Regions from separate parts of the Homo sapiens genome. Here regions 1, 3 and 4 are each linked to region 2. Evidence: chromatin contacts called from ENCODE Hi-C or POLR2A ChIA-PET data. All regions are on one chromosome and are shown on one strand. Each heading gives the region's core, a stretch centred on a gene start or an enhancer-like site at or near the end of the contact. The rest is flanking DNA. Distances are from core to core; before and after follow the strand shown. Region 1 overlaps SDCCAG8 (SHH signaling and ciliogenesis regulator SDCCAG8). Region 2 overlaps LOC105373262 (a long non-coding RNA gene). Region 3 overlaps SDCCAG8 (SHH signaling and ciliogenesis regulator SDCCAG8). Region 4 overlaps AKT3 (AKT serine/threonine kinase 3).

The links. A loop is a pair of places that touch in the nucleus more often than their neighbours do. ChIA-PET counts read pairs that join two places held with the same protein, here RNA polymerase II (POLR2A). Pooled maps may share reads with other maps.
Region 1: a map of naive thymus-derived CD4-positive, alpha-beta T cell shows a loop between it and region 2 (3-fold over the local background). The contact joins two enhancer-like sites. A Hi-C loop is called at or near these places in 2 of 168 maps with a recorded cell type or tissue (both naive thymus-derived CD4-positive, alpha-beta T cell), 1 of 37 single-sample maps with no recorded cell type and 7 of 50 pooled maps. POLR2A ChIA-PET finds 5 or more read pairs at or near these places in 2 of 52 experiments (B cell and OCI-LY7).
Region 3: a loop to region 2 is called in a map of heart left ventricle, with 5 times the contacts of the local background. The contact joins two enhancer-like sites. A Hi-C loop is called at or near these places in 11 of 168 maps with a recorded cell type or tissue (B cell, CD4-positive, alpha-beta memory T cell, Caco-2 and 7 more), 3 of 37 single-sample maps with no recorded cell type and 29 of 50 pooled maps.
Region 4: a map of naive thymus-derived CD4-positive, alpha-beta T cell shows a loop between it and region 2 (2.6-fold over the local background). The contact joins two enhancer-like sites. A Hi-C loop is called at or near these places in 1 of 168 maps with a recorded cell type or tissue (naive thymus-derived CD4-positive, alpha-beta T cell), 6 of 37 single-sample maps with no recorded cell type and 9 of 50 pooled maps.

The regions. Positions count from the first base shown.
Region 1 is chr1:243,420,056-243,423,814 of GRCh38, forward strand. The region is part of intron 15 of SDCCAG8 (SHH signaling and ciliogenesis regulator SDCCAG8); the gene reads left to right. Among named protein-coding and RNA genes, the nearest start is that of MIR4677, 76 kb to the left of the region's middle. Within about 2 kb of position 1,921, at least 9 of the 41 ENCODE cell types and tissues checked have a DNase peak (open chromatin) inside an H3K27ac peak, as active enhancers do.
Region 2 is chr1:244,272,501-244,276,358 of GRCh38, forward strand. The region is part of intron 1 of LOC105373262 (a long non-coding RNA gene); the gene reads right to left. Among named protein-coding and RNA genes, the nearest start is that of SPMIP3, 78 kb to the right of the region's middle. RefSeq lists a silencer at 562-788. Within about 2 kb of position 1,456, at least 21 of the 41 ENCODE cell types and tissues checked have a DNase peak (open chromatin) inside an H3K27ac peak, as active enhancers do; they include sigmoid colon, where a contact is called at or near this core.
Region 3 is chr1:243,494,424-243,498,492 of GRCh38, forward strand. All of the region lies in intron 17 of SDCCAG8 (SHH signaling and ciliogenesis regulator SDCCAG8), which reads left to right. It also overlaps a transcript of AKT3 not described here. Among named protein-coding and RNA genes, the nearest start is that of MIR4677, 150 kb to the left of the region's middle. RefSeq lists an enhancer at 1,730-2,381. Within about 2 kb of position 1,913, at least 15 of the 41 ENCODE cell types and tissues checked have a DNase peak (open chromatin) inside an H3K27ac peak, as active enhancers do; they include sigmoid colon, where a contact is called at or near this core.
Region 4 is chr1:243,594,600-243,598,434 of GRCh38, forward strand. All of the region lies in intron 8 of AKT3 (AKT serine/threonine kinase 3), which reads right to left. Among named protein-coding and RNA genes, the nearest start is that of AKT3-IT1, 200 kb to the right of the region's middle. Within about 2 kb of position 1,397, at least 4 of the 41 ENCODE cell types and tissues checked have a DNase peak (open chromatin) inside an H3K27ac peak, as active enhancers do.

The DNA.
Region 1 (3,759 bases), core at 671-3,170, 850 kb before region 2:
TGTGGTGCTATTCGCACCTCCTGATCTGACTTCTGATGCCAGTCTGTCCCATTGTTGATGGCTGACAGTGTGCAGTAAAGAACACATGGCAATTCAGAGGAACTAGGTTTGAATCTCACTCTCCCACTTGGAGCTTTGTAACCTTGGGTACATGGCCTCATTTCCCCAAACCTCAGCTTCTCCTTCTGTAAAAACATTTCTAAAGCCACACTGCAGGATTGTTATGGGAATTAGAATTGTGTATATAGATACGCATACATACACGTATCAAGTGCCTAGCACAGTGCCTGACACATAGTAATACACAGTAGCTGCTATTATTTTCACTGGTGGCATTTTTAAGGGTCTTGACTGGTAATTTGGGTATCACTTTACATAGCTATTGTCTTTGCCAGGGAAAGTCTGACTGTCATTTTCCGACGGACATAAGTCTATGCCACAATGAAAGCCTTTTTAAAACAGCCAGATCAGGAAAATGTGGATCTAGTTGTATTTTGTAACTCTGATGAATTAAAGCAGGCACCTACTCTAAGTTTACAATTTGACTCAACCAAGGCCTGGCAAGTAGTAAACACTTGATAAATTGTTACTTACTATTTTTAAAACTCTCAAGCGCCCCTAAAACTTACGAAAAGTGCATTTTGTGTGCCTCACAAGAAGGTAGTGAATAGGACAAATTTTGATTTTAGGGTTGTTTGTTCTTAATTTCTTTTAGTTCCAGTTTCATTTCTCCCTGGCTTCTTACTATGACATTTTCAATAACTCATTCATGTTAAGTTTTACATTCCATTTTGATGTTACCTTCTGCTTTGAAACCACCTATAAAACTTGAAGGGCTTAAACTGCTTCTTTTAAAATACAAATTATTAATGTAGTAAACTCTGAAGAAGCCCTCCAGGAGTGTGCCTCTGCATACCCCATGCCAAACTATTGGGATAAATAATTTTCCCTGTGCTTTGAGGTAAGGAAAATCTTGGAGTTTCTAAAGTTTTGTCATTGTGGAAACTCAGTCTCCAAATTTATACTTATGCAATCCATATGGTAATTTTGGTCCAGCTTTTCCTCAGAGTATTACAGTAAAATTCTTCTTGAAAAGTAAGTGTATTTATTTTGTATTGAGCAATAATTAAGACATATTTTTCCTTCCTCTGTTACTAGCAACATTACTCTAAGAGTCTTGTTTTTCAAAATACCAACTAAACAAATAGATTCCTACCATTTAAAACAAGATTTTAAACTCACAGATCTAGTCATTTGACTGAAGCCCATGCAGAATGACGGGAAAGCTGAGAGCATGGGCTCGGCGTGCACGTACGCCCTTACTCTCTGCCCCAGCTTCATGCTAGGCTGCTCTGTTGCTCTGTGAAAATGTTTTGAAATGGTACCTCCGTGTGTGTGTCTGTTGTATGTGTTTTCTCCCCAAGGAGACCGTAAGTCGCATTATGGCAGTGACGACTGCTTCTGTTTTCTGGAAGCCTCCATAGTGATTAGCACAGTAGTTTGCGCGCTCTGTGTACTCCACACTGCACGTAGTGGTGTCTGTAACCCCGGGGTTTGTGAATGGCACGTCCCATTTTAAAACTTAAAATGAACTGCCGATTCTGTGCATGTTGTATAGCTTGTTTTTGACCATCAGGCAAGAGAATTAATTCCATTTTGCTTTTAATTGGCACCAGGCAGACATTCTGGCTGATTTTAGTTGAAGCTCACATAAACTTTCGCTATCCTTCCTTCTGTATTCCCCAGTACTCTGAGAGCTTATTATAGTTATGGGGTTGTTTTTTGAAGGAGGTAAACGGAGCTATTTAAATATCTTCGGTACAACTGTGATTTTTCTTTATCAAAGTGAAGGAAGTGTTCTCTCTCCCCACGCGCTTAGATGAATCAGCAGTAAAACGTTGCAGTGCGGTTTGCAGTGCTATCTAACACCTGGCCTGGGAGAGCTGGAAGGATTGGGTGCTGGCAGGGAGTGAGCCTCTGCCAGCCACAGAGTGGAGAGAAGTGTGTGCTAGGTTTTAGCTTCCACCTCTTGCACACTGAAAAGAACAGGATAGAGCATAGAACCAGGGTCTATGTGGTTTTGCTTCTTTCTTTTCTGTCATTGTCACTTTCTGGGTTGTGAGGCTTGTGGACTGATGTCTAACACTGCCCATTGTGTATTTGTGATTTGCGTTTTGTAATTAAGAGGAACAATGGGAGTCCATGGGGTCTCGTTATATATAATGGTTGGTTTAATTTGTTTCACTTCTATCTTGTTAATTGTAAATTGATCATTAAGATTTGAATTCTAATCTGTCACCAGGGTTGTGAGTATTGAGGCTAGAGCAATGATCCCGGTTTTAATCACTGATGATGAGAAACAAATTTTATAATTTTGGTACATATTGCAGTTCATATATTTTAACACTATACTTTATGGTGTTATAAATATTGTTAAATGACTTTTAGTGTAGTTTTACTGTGTGGACTATAATGTGTAAATTATATTACTGTTTTGGCAACAGTAGGTATCCAACTGTGTGAGTTTAATTGAGGTGAAGAACACACACCCGGTTGAACTGTTTTTTTCCTTTGCATGTTTAGATGATGTTAGGTTGGGATACTATAAAAATTATATTTTCTACAAGAGGAGACTGATATTGGCCTCTGCTAATTGTTACCAAAAGTCAAACTAGAACCTAAAAGAATAAAAAATTAAGATATTGTATTTCCCTTTGAAAGCAATTATCATTTTAATCCGAATTATAGTAGTAAAATATATTTCATGCAAATGCAATTATGCAACATAACTGGTATATAAAAATACAGGGGAAAGTTCATGCTTCTGTAAAGCCAGAAATTGCCTGAATTTTCTATGAAAATGGATTAGAGTCAATTATCCTTTTATATGACACAGGATAATCATGCCAGAAATGTATCTCCTAACTAACAGAAAACTTGTAAGTTTACTCTTTGAGCTTTGCAAACTACTAGTTCTAGGAACATATCGTGAGCTGCAGACAGAAAAAGGATGATGTGCAGGCATATATGTCAAATTTTTATTGAAAAATGGAAGTTGGTAGGCAAATTACAATTATAAACAAAGAAAAAAACAAAAATGTGAAGCAGAAAAAAAGATTGTTGCAATACACACTTGATAGTGATGTGTACTTTATAAATAACATTTATATTTTTGGGATTATGTAAGACATCCTCAATGCAGGGAATTTGGAAAATACAAAGAAGAATTAAGGAAAATTTCCTGTGCCACTACCAGCTAGAGATAACTATTCTTACCTCTGATATATTTCCCTTCAGTCATTTTTCATGTGTATGTCTGTGTACATTTATAGTGTGATTGAGATTATACCGTATATACAGTTTTGCGTCTGCTTTTTCATTTGATATCTAATGAACATTTTTCTATATCAGTAAATACTCTGAAAACAAAACTTTATTAAATGATTTGCGTGTATAAGAATTATTAGGCTTTTAAGATGCTTCCAATTTTTAACCGTTTATGAATAATAATACAACAAAAACTTTGTACCTAAATCTAAATTTTTGATTGTTTCCTTAATTGCTGGTCCAAGACGATTAATCCTTTTAAGGGTGTTGATGTGTTTTACCTTGCTGAAGTACTACACTAACTTCTAATAACTGTATATGTAGCCATATTAGTAAATAACATTACAAAGAAGTGAGATTTTTTTAAAAAAGCATGAGAGGCAATATTGCACAGGTGGGTGGAACCACCCCTTTAGAGGTGGACTAAGTAAT
Region 2 (3,858 bases), core at 206-2,705:
GGCCTGCCTGCCCTGCTCTCCTCCCCCATAATACCCATTCAGGGCAGTGACCCCAGTTGGCAACCCGGAGCCGCGTGGGCTGTGGTCAAACGACACCCAGATGAAAACTGCAGCTGATGGCCTGGCCTTTCGGGTCAGTAGCTGCTGTGCACAGCTCTCTCCCTGCCTCCTGAAGTTCAAATGCCAGCCTGATTTCTATCTGGAAGCATCCCAGCCCAAACATGGAACAAAAGTTCCCTCTGACAAGCCCATTTGGGTTCCAAAGTATGTTTTTATGTTTGTTGGCAAATAGAACTGTCACCAGCAACAATAACAACACTGTTTTCCCTCCACTGAAGCTACTTCATTTCTTCACATTTGTTCCAGGGCTGGAACTGGACAGATGAATAATGTAGGCTAGGCGGCTGGCCCAAGTCCTGACCTCGTGCCTCCAAAAGCAAACACAGAGGTGAAAATGGAGACTTGTTTGTTTGAACTCTCACTGCCTAATTTAAAAAAGAAAAGGCAAAAAGAAAAACAAACCTCCCACCATCCTATTTCATCAATGTAGACACTGATGGGTTTTGTTTTGTTTTGTTTTGTTTTTCTTTTCTTTTCTTTTCTTTTTTTTTTTTTTTTTTTTCCATGTCTTACTTTTTGAAACATGGAACTACAGCCCTCTACTGGTGCAAGGAATGAAGCCAATTTCTCAATCATCGAGGCTACCCTGCCATCTTGTGGCCATGTGAGGGATGCACACGTGTAGATCAATTTCTCAGCATCACAAAACAGTCTAGGTAAGACGTTGGAAGGGTTCTTCAAAATATTCACATGGACTTTCATTTAAGACATTTCTTGTATCGTTTGGGGAAAACATCAATGGGATTTGGAGTCAGAATGTTGGTTCCTGCGTTTAAGCTCTGTCAGTGATTTGTGACATCATCCCTGAGCAAATAATTTCATTTTTAGGAACCTGTTTTCTCATCTGTAAAATGGAGGTCATAATAAATGTTTGATTCTTGGAGTTTTGTAGTGTTTACATAAGATCATGCATATGAAGAGTGCCTTGTCCACTTTAAAATCATATGCACATGAATATATTAAAAATCCCTAGAGAAGTAGTTTCTATCATCATACTTGGTAAAACTTTAGAAACTTGAAATCGGTTTCAATGACTAACCTTACTATAGTCTAAAGCCCTGGCCTCAGAATAAAGAGAAGGACTTTACACTGTCTCATGCTTTCCTAAAGATACATACTGCCAAGTCCTCTCCGTTTTCATTTTTCTGATTTAAGTCAAGTCAGTTTCTTCGGCCTTGCTTCACGGGGCCAGCCAATGAATAATGAGGAGTGTAGATGCGTCTTGGGAGGTGAAATAACTTTGCTTACATGGAATCGCAAAGTGCTCATTAGTGTGGGGGCTTAGGTATTTGGCTCCCTCGTCTTTTGGAAAAAGCCCAAACCAGACACAGCAGCTAAAGGAGCCCTCATAGGATGTCTGTGCTGCACGATGCTGACGCAAGATGACTCATCACACACTAGCTGGGTTTGGCCACTGCTTCTGTGCAGCTGTTTGCAGAAAGCCAAAAATTTCTGGTGCCAAGCTGGGGGCTTGGTGAACAAACCCAAATGTTACTGTCCTCATCTCCTGCTAAATTTCAGTCCTGCTCGGGCCGTGGCCCAACCAGTGTTAAGTCTACTGATGAAAGTCCAAGTCACTGTCCTCTGTGCCCTCTCGTTACTGTGTCCTCAGGTTACTGAATTTATCATTCATCTCACTGATGCATAAGGTAGGCTTAGGGTACATTTGGCAGCAGGATCAATAGTTTTGCAAAGAGAAAATAGATGCCAGCCAAAGGAACATCGAATCCTTGGGCGAATGATGAGGACGGATGACTCATGTCCAGGCCATCTTCCCTCCGGGCTGGGCTCCGCTGTCTCCATACTCACCTTCTGTCTCCAAGTTTGGTTCACTAGGCCCATCCTCAGGAAGCCTCCCTTAGGATCCAGGATGAGTCACCAGCACCCCAAGTGTGCTCGCTGGTGAGGATTATAGGAGGGGGAGGTAGGCTGTGTCTACAGGAGATCCTGGGGCACATCTGGGGGATGGAGGTGAAAGGTTATCCCTCTGTCCTACAGAATGAGGGTCCCCCTTCAATCCCCTAGAGGTGACATGCCAGAACGCCTGAATCAGAGAAGGCACTCATTCCTCCCACCTAACTCTTTTTATTTTTTTTAATACTGAGTCTTGCTCTGTCACTCAGGCTGGAGGGCAGTGGTGGGCTCCCAGATCACTGCAACCTCCGCCTCTCAGGTTCAAGTGATTCTCCTGCCTCAGCCTCCCGAGTAGCTGGGATTATAAGTGCACACCACCATGCCCAGCTAACTTTTGTATTTTTGGTAGAGATGGGGTTTCATCATGTTGGCCAGGCTGGTCTCGAACTCCTGACCTCAAGCAATCCACCTGTCTTGGCCTCCCAAAGTGCTGGGATTACAGGCGTGAGCCATTGCACCCGGCCTCTTCCACCAAACTCTTACAGGGTTATCCCAGAATCTTCCAGAGACACCACCCTGTGGATGCAACCTGGGGCTTTCTTCTCCACAGGCCATGTCTGAAAATAGGAGGTTCTTCCTCTCTTCCACACTGGGAGAGAGATAGCAGTCAGGGAGAGAGAGCAGACGGGGAGAGAGATAGCAGTCAGGGAGAGATAGCAGTCAGGGAGAGATAGCAGTCAGGGAGAGAGATAGCAGTCAGGGAGAGAGAGCAGACAGGGAGAGAGATAGCAGTCAGGGAGAGAGATAGCAGTCAGAGAGAGAGAGAGCAGACAGAGAGAGATAGCAGACAGGGAGAGATAGCAGACAGGGAGAGATAGTCAGAGATAGATAGCAGATGGGGAGAGATAGCAGTCGGGGAGACATAGCAGTCAGGGAGAGAGATAGCAGTCCGACAGAGATAACAGACAGGGAGAGATAGCAGTCGGGGAGAGATAGCAGTCAGGGAGAGATAGCAGTGAGGGAGAGATAGCAGTGAGGGAGAGATAGCAGTCAGAGAGAGAGATAGCAGTGAGGGAGAGAGATAGCAGTGAGGGAGAGATAGCAGACAGAGAGAGAGATAGCAGTGAGGGAGAGAGATAGCAGTGAGGGAGAGAGATAGCAGTCAGGGAGAGATAGCAGTGAGGGAGAGAGATAGCAGACAGAGAGAGAGATAGCAGTGAGGGAGAGAGATAGCAGACAAAGAGAGAGATAGCAGTGAGGGAGAGAGATAGCAGACAGAGAGAGAGATAGCAGTGAGGGAGAGACAGCAGTGAGGGAGAGAGATAGCAGTGAGGGAGAGAGATAGCAGACAGAGAGATAGCAGTGAGGGAGAGATAGCAGTGAGGGAGAGAGATAGCAGTGAGGGAGAGAGATAGCAGTGAGGGAGAGTGATAGCAGTGAGGGAGAGAGATAGCAGTGAGGGAGAGAGATAGCAGTGAGGGAGAGAGATAACAGTGAGGGAGAGATAGCAGTGAGGGAGAAATAGCAGTCAGGGAGAGATAGCAGTGAGGGAGAGAGATAGCAGTGAGGGAGAGAGATAGCAGTGAGGGAGAGAGATAACAGTGAGGGAGAGATAGCAGTGAGGGAGAAATAGCAGTCAGGGAGAGATAGCAGTGAGGGAGAGAGATAGCAGTGAGGGAGAGAGATAGCAGTGAGGGAGAGAGATAGCAGTGAGGGAGAGAGATAGCAGTCAGGAAGAGATAGCAGTCAGAGAGAGAGATAGCAGTCAGGGAGAGATAGCAGTCAGGGAGAGATAGCAGTGAGGGAGAGAGATAGCAGTGAGGGAGAGAGCAGTGAGGGAGAGATAGCAGGCAAAGAGAGAGATAGCAGTGAGGGAGAGATAGC
Region 3 (4,069 bases), core at 663-3,162, 780 kb before region 2:
ATTAACTCCCTGCTGCCTGAGTGTTTTTAAAAAATGACACAAGACCCTGGGTGCTGCATGTCTAACATAAGCATCTCGCGACCTTCGGAGAAACTTCCCCAAACACCTCCAACAGCAGACAGTTAAACTTTTTGTTTTTTGACTGAGCGCCCCGTGTATAATTAATATTGAAAAGCGCATAGGGCTTCATTTTAGCCAGACTTGCTCTTCCGTTAACAGTTCACTTTGTCCAAGAGTGAGTACTTTCAGAATAAGAATCATGGGAGAAAAGTCAATTGAATTTTATATTCCTTCAGATACATTCACTCTACTTATTGCTTCCTGAGTCAGACATTACATTTCACAATATAAATTCACAATCAAGATTTTAAAGGGAGCTAAATATTTTAATCCAATTAGACAAGTGAACAAAACACTGAATATTGCATGTAGTGTAGATAAGTGGTTCTTGCCTTTAAAAGACTGTAATTCCGTCACATTACAACCCCAAATGTCAGTGTTGTCTTTATTTTTAACACTTTCAAACATGAGGCAGCCAGAGGCTCCACTCTCTGCTGTTGGTGACACTGTCTGTCCTTTGGGAATTCTTAAAATCTATTTACCATGGAAACATGGTTCATATAAAACACAGACCTGCCTGTGTGTAGAGGAAGTTCTCATGACTCAGGGGACTTGAGAAAGCTGGAAGATGACAAACTCAGACCCCACGGTTGGGAAGGAACCCTTGGGCTTGGGTGCGCCCTGGGGAGGACAGGTGGCACCGCAGAGCCAGGGCCTCCACCCCGGCCTCATGTGTGCTGGGGCCTCCCTGGCCTGTGCGGGGCCGCCTCCCTCTCCCCGCCAAGTCCAGCTCGAGATGCTGTCTTACGGAACGTCCCACTTCATGTCTGCAAGGCGGCCTTCTCTGTGGATACCTTTCCATTCCTCTGGTTTCTGCGGCCCTGTTCCTTTCTCGGAGCCCAGAAGCAGCAAAGCCAAGCCCTGCGGTGGAAGGGAAGGAGGGCTTTGAACTCTGACTGCGGTGTGGAGGCTGTTATCAGGGGCCCAGCCGGGCAGCCAGGAGGGAAGAATGGCCGCTGCCCTGCGATGGCCTTAACCGTGAGCCCCCGCCTGCTTTGCAGCTGGCAGAGCCAGGTTCCTGGAAAGGCCTGACCCGGAGGGGACGAGGCCCCTCAGTGAGAACTTCAGTCGCTGTGCTGGGGACAGCAGGGCCGCAGGGGCCTGAGGGTGGCTGACTGCCCCTCGGCTCTGTAGAGGAGTGCTCCCTTCTGACAGGTGGGCGGTCCTGCTCGAAGGCCGCGTTTCCCCGACGTTCTGCCCAGCATGCTGAGGGCACCTCTCTCCTCAGTGCGTTGGTGGCGAGCCAGAGCTCACGTGGCTTATTTCATCCAGGTTGCCTTCCCAATTTGGCAGCTTAATTCCGTAGATATCAAACTGGCTGCCCCTCATCTGCCAGAGCAAGCAGGAGAGCCTCGCATGGGAGAGTCTGGACTTTGAGGTCAAACTGCCTGGATTCGAATCTCAGCTCTGCGTTGCTTCAGAGACATGTGTTAGCTTTCATGTCACTTGATTTCTGGCAGAGAAAAAGAAAGAACCAGCTTCCCTTTAAAAGGAAGTGCCTCATATTACCCAGAGCCCAGCACAGATGATTATGAAACCAACAGGATTAGTGCTGAGATCATTGTGGGCTTGAAAGGGCCATTTGAGATAAATAACCATTTTGTACAGATAGAAAAATAAGGCCCAGAGAAATGAAGTGAATGGAATTGGGAAGTGGCTGGGCAGGGAAATGAACTTCTTCTCAGGCCACAGGATGTGTGGATGGGGGCAGGTACCCGAGCGGGTGCGGGCGGAGCCGGGCCTGGCTGGAACAGCTGCCGAGCCCTGGCCCCGGTGCCCAGAACACGAGGCGGAGGCGGGAGGCGAGCCACCAAGCGAGGCAGGGGCTGCCCTGGAGCTCTGTCAACTCAGGGCCAGCTTTGAAATGCCCCAGATGGAGGTAGGGGGAGGGGCCTGCCCTCTCCAGTTACAAATGGATGCTTTATTGCCAGACACACAAGGAACAGGACCACGTTTTGACTTGGCCAAACAGAGACAGCGTGCCAGTGAGCAGAGCGGACAGCAGGGGGGGAAGGGGTTGTTACCTTCAGAAGGGTTGGCTAGAGCCACCCACGGAGACAGTGAAGTGCGAAGCCCGGGCAGGTCTCCTGTGAGCAGGGGCGAGGGGTGCCACCATCTCCCCGGGCTGCCACTTCTGGCTGGTTTGGGAACAAAGCAGCAGCAAAGGCTGGCTGGACCCCACAGTGTGGTTGCCTGGGGAACAGTTCAGGTCACCCAGAGCAACTGATTTCTTACACTCAGAACTTAACAAACTTTAGAAATAAATGAGGCAGGGTTTGTGGAGAGATGACTCCGATAGGATTTAAAATGAGAACAAAGAAAATGGGTTAGCAGCTGTGTGCCTGCAGATGGGGGCACGTTTCCACCACCTGTGGACAGCACGGCAGGGGAGCAGTGGCCAGGGCGCCCTGTCGCCCCCCTCTGAGCTGCAGGACAGCCACAGGAGGGCCACAGCAAGGGCCATGATGACAAATGGAAGGGCAGAAGGACGGGAGACACTGGCTGAGGGCTCATGTCCCACTGGCATACGCACGCTCTACTCTCCTGGACGAGACCATGATCACTGTGGTGTTGATGACAGGACTTCCTGGAAATAAGCATCGTGGATATCCCTAATGGCAGACAAGCCAGATGTGGGCAGTAACTAAGGCTTCTGTCTCGGTCAGAGAAATGTGTGTTACCAAAGAGTCAGCAAATGGAGGCGACAAAACGGTGACCTCCTAGGACAAATTATCCAGCCCTCCAGTGCTGACTGAACGCTCACCATGGGTCAGGCACGGCTGTAGGCACGGGTGGGGGGGGGGGCGTTGAGCAGTGAACGGTAAGTTCAACAGTGTGAAAGTGGGGATGGATATGGGGCTTCTCACCTGAACCGCAGGAAATACAAAGCCCATAGAGATGGCCATGGCTGATCTGCCGCAGGAAGGAATCAGGCTGACTTTTGATTGGTTCCTGGTGAGGCCCGTACATCTGTGTCACCCCCATGCAGGCCCACGGAATCAGGAGGTCACCCGTTTCTGGAACAGCTCCGATAGTGATAAATTGCTAGGTGGCCTGGGAGCCCACAGGCATTATGTAGACTCATCATGAGAAATGCCTGTTTCCTGGAGCTTATCAAAAAATTCCGCAACACATTTTACTTTTACTTCAGGTCTTTACGCCTATTCTGTATTGTGTGTACGTGGGTGTGTTCTCTACCCAAAATTCATCACTGCAGCCTTGAATTCTGGGCTACAGCAATTCTCCTACATCAGCCTTTTGAGTCGCTGGGACTACAGGGGTGCGCCACCACACATGGCTAATTTTTACAATTTTTTTTGTAGAGATGAGGTCTCACTATGTTGCCCAGGCTGGTCTCGAACTCCTGGACTCAAGCGATCCTATTGCCCCAGCCTCCCAAAGCACTGGGATTACAGGTGTGAGCCACTGTTGGGTTGTTTTTCTTTTGAAGTGTTATCTGTTGGGATTTATGCTTATCCCTTTTGTATTCAGTCATCCTAGCATTTCTAAAGTTAGGAAGCCACTGTGTCAAGAGCGAGGCCACCAGGCCACCTGCCTTATGTGGCCAATCCATGGAGCAGGGGTGGAGGGCCATTCAAACCAGTCATTTAGCAGGACTGTGCTGGGTCAGTTCGATCACCTGGCCTGGAGGGCACGTCAGCTTGGTGCAAACCCTGCGTTTGACAATCAGATCGTGTTGGTGGCAGTCTCCGTGCTGTCAGTATCCCACTGAGGACAGAAGGGAGTCCCCTCTGCAATGGCAGGGCTCTAGGGCATAGTGCATGGGGTGGACTCCTCATGGGCCACTCAGACAGGGCCTGGAGAACAAAGCATCCCGTGGGCCCAGGAAATTGTCCACCTGGCTCCACGGGCCTGGGAGGGCTGTGTGCATGGGATGGCAGGTTTACGAGGAGGAGTGAGGCCTCCTGCCGGAGCCCCACCTGCATTC
Region 4 (3,835 bases), core at 147-2,646, 680 kb before region 2:
CCAAGTCACACAATCAGAGACAGGGTCTTGCTGTGTTGTCCAGTCTGCAATGCAGTGGTATGAACATGGATCACTGCAGCATCAACCTCTTGGGCTCAAGCAATGCTCCCAATTCTGCCTTGCACCACCAGTCCAGGCTAATTTTTTAAATTTTTTATTTTGTAGAGACAGGGTCCTGCTGTGTTGCCCAGGCTGGTCTCGAACTCCTGGACATAAGTGGTCTTCCTGCCTCAGCCTCCCAAAGTGCTGGGATTACAGGTATAAGCCCCCATGTCTGACTAAAGGACAGCCCTTTCAATGAAAGATAGTGAAAGAACAAGATGTCTGTAGGGGGAAAAAAATGAACCTCAACTCTTAGCTCACAGCATACATAAAAATTAAAATGGATCACAGACCTATACATGTAATAGGTACAACTTAAAAAGTTTTAGAAGAAAATACAGTCATGCACTGCTTAATGATGGGGATACATTCTGAGAAATGTGCAATTAGACAATTTCATCATTGTGACAACATCCTAGGGTTTACTTACATAAACCTAAATGGCATAGCCTACTACTTCTAGGTACAGACCTGTACAGCATGTTACCCTACTGAATACTCTAGGCAGGTGTAACACAATGATATTTGCACATCTAAACACATCTAGAAAAGTACAGTAAAAATATGATATAGAAGATTTAAAAACGATATACCTGTCTATTGCATTTATAATACCATGAATGAAACTTGTAGGACTGGAAGCTGCTTTGAGTGAGTGAGTGGCGAGTGAATATGAAGGCCTAGGTGATTACTGTAGACTATGAACACTGTATAATGTATAAAATAATTAAAATTATTTTTTTCTTCAGTAATGAGTTAACCTTTGCTTTCTATAACTTTTTCACTTTATACACTTTAAAATTTTTAAAAACGCCTTGACTCTTTTATAACAGTTTAAAATATGAACACATTGTACAGCTATACAAAAATATTGTTTCTTTACATCTTTATAAATATTTTTCTATTTTTTTTAACGTCTTTAACTTTTGGTTAAAAATGAAAACACAGCATATACGTTAGCCTAAACCTACACAGTCAGGATCATCAGTATCACTGTCTTCCACCTCCACATCCTGTCCCACTGTAAGGTCTTTCGGAGCAGGCATCGAGTAGTCATCTCCTACGCTAACAATGCCTTCTTTTGGAATATCACCTGAAGGACCCACCTGATGCTGTTTTACAGTTACCTATTTTTTTTTAAATAAGTGAAAGTAATACACTTTAAGAAACAATGAAAAGTACAATATATAAAATAAAGAAGTAACACAGTCATGTACTATCACAATCAAGTATTATGTATCTAACTGCATGTGCTATGTTTCTACACAACCGGCAGCACAGGTTTGCTTACACCAGCATCACCAAAACATGTGAGTAATGCACTGCAGTATGACTTACAACATTTACATCACTAGGCAATATGAATTTTTCAGCTACATTATAATCTTATGGTATTGTCATATACATGGCCCACTGTTGACAGAAACTTATTATATAGCACGTGACACATAACAAATAGGAGAAAGATGTGTGACCTGGGGTACACAAACATTTCTTGGACAGTACACAAAAAAAGTGAAAACCATAAAAGGCAAGAATTGATAAATAAGACATCAAAATTAAAAACGTCTGTTCCTCAAAAGACATCACTGAGAAAATGAAAAGGCAAGCTACAGTCTGGAAGAAACCATTTGTAATACAAATATTTGGCAAACTATTTGTAACCAGAACATCCAAAGAACTCCTATAATTCAGTAAGAAGATGAACAACCGAATAATAGGTGAAATATTTGAATAGACAGGTCACAAAAGTATATGCAATGGCAAAAAGTCTGAGTGAAGACATTTCCTATCATTAGTCATAAGAGAAACGCAACTTAAAACCACAGTAACATACTCCCACACACTCGTTAGAATGACTAAAATGAAAACCACTGACCACAGCAAGCACTGGTGAGGGTGCAGAACACCTAAAATTCTCATTACATTAATGCTGAGACTGTAAAATGACACAACAGTTTTAAATTTTTGTAAAATGTAAGCATATGCTTACCATAAATCCAACAATCATACTCTTCAGTATTAATTAAAGAGAAAAGAAACAGGCCTATCAGCTTTATTCATATTAGGCAATGACTGGTATTAATCCGCATGTACGTCACCAGTGGGAGAGATTAACAAATGGTGGTATAGCTGTGCAAAGGATAATGACTTCACAATAAAAGAAATAAATGACTGAGAAATGCAACAAAGTTAACAATCTCAAAAAACATTACGCAGAATGAAAGAAGTAGATACAAGACAGTATATATTGTATGAGTTCATTTCTGTGACATTTTTAAAAAGATGAATCAAATCTTTAGTGTCTGAAAGCAGACCAATGGCTACCTAGGGCCACGTGTGGATGTACTATGGGTACAGGGAAGACTGACTGCAAAGAGGCATGGCAGAACTTTTTGAGGCAATGAGAATGTTTTATATTTTTATTGTGATGGGGGCTACATGCATATATATGTTTGTCAGAAGTCATCTAATCATATACTTAAAATGAGTTCATTTCATTATATGTAAATTATACTTAAGTTGACTAAAAAATGAAAACAACCTAAACGTTCAATGATTTGGGAAGGTTTTAATAAGTTAAAGTGTATCTACATAATTAGTAGGCAACAAGTAACATATTTTAAAATGATAAAATTGAAAATATGTGTACAGTATAAACAGTGGAAAATATATTAACACGGTATTAGCAATTATTTCTAGATGGTAAGATTTAGAGTGGTTTTTATCTTCTGTTTCATACCTCAAAAAATACTTGTAATTATTTAATATCCATTCCCCAGAATACTATGCATTTTTGTTTTGTTTTGTTTTGTTTTGGTGACAGGGTCTCACTCTGTTGCCAAGGCTGAAGTGCAGTCGCATGATGGCTCACTGCAGCCTCAACCTCTTGGGCTCACTCAATCTTCCCACTTCAGTCTCTCGAGTAGCTGGGAGCACAGGCACTGGCTACCACACCTGGCTAATTTTTAACTATTTTGGTAGATACAGGGTCTCCCTATGTTGCTCAGGCTGGTCTTGAACTCTTGGGTTCAAGTGATCCTCCTGCCTTGGCCTCCCAAAGTGCTGGGCATGAGCCACTGGGCCTGGCCTATGCCCTTCTTAAATGCAGAGACCATCTGTCTTGCTCATGTAGTATACTAAGCACATAGTACAGTGCCTGCCTTGAAGAAAGCAGCATTCAATAAGAACTTTTTTGACAGAATTAAAATAATTTTTTTGGCTTTTTGAAGTTCTCTGTAATGAATGTACATTATCACTTTTGCAATAGAAAAAAATTATTCAAAGGTTTCAAATAAATGTACTAATAATTAATGTACTGATTTATGCTTATTATAAATTTAATGCTCTATTTTTTTCTTGGCAAAGGCATAGGAAAATGAGAAAATTATGACAGTACACCATATCTTTGCATCTTCAGCACCATGCCTAGTATATGACACATATTATATTCTTCATAAATATGTATTGCAAAAAATAAAATTAAATTCAGAAATACCTCTCAAAAAATTATAAGAAAAATCATCCTTAAGGTTTTTGAGGTAAAATATTTTCATTGGAAGTATTAAAAATCATATATAATAGTTGAATAATCTTATCTTTGTTCAAAAAGGAAAGTGAATTATTTGCTGCTAAAATAGGGAGCTTATCTTTATCAAGTTAAGTTCCTTTATAAAGGCAAAGACTACATAGTTTTTTTTTATTGTTAAGCTTAGCCATGCTATAGGAATAC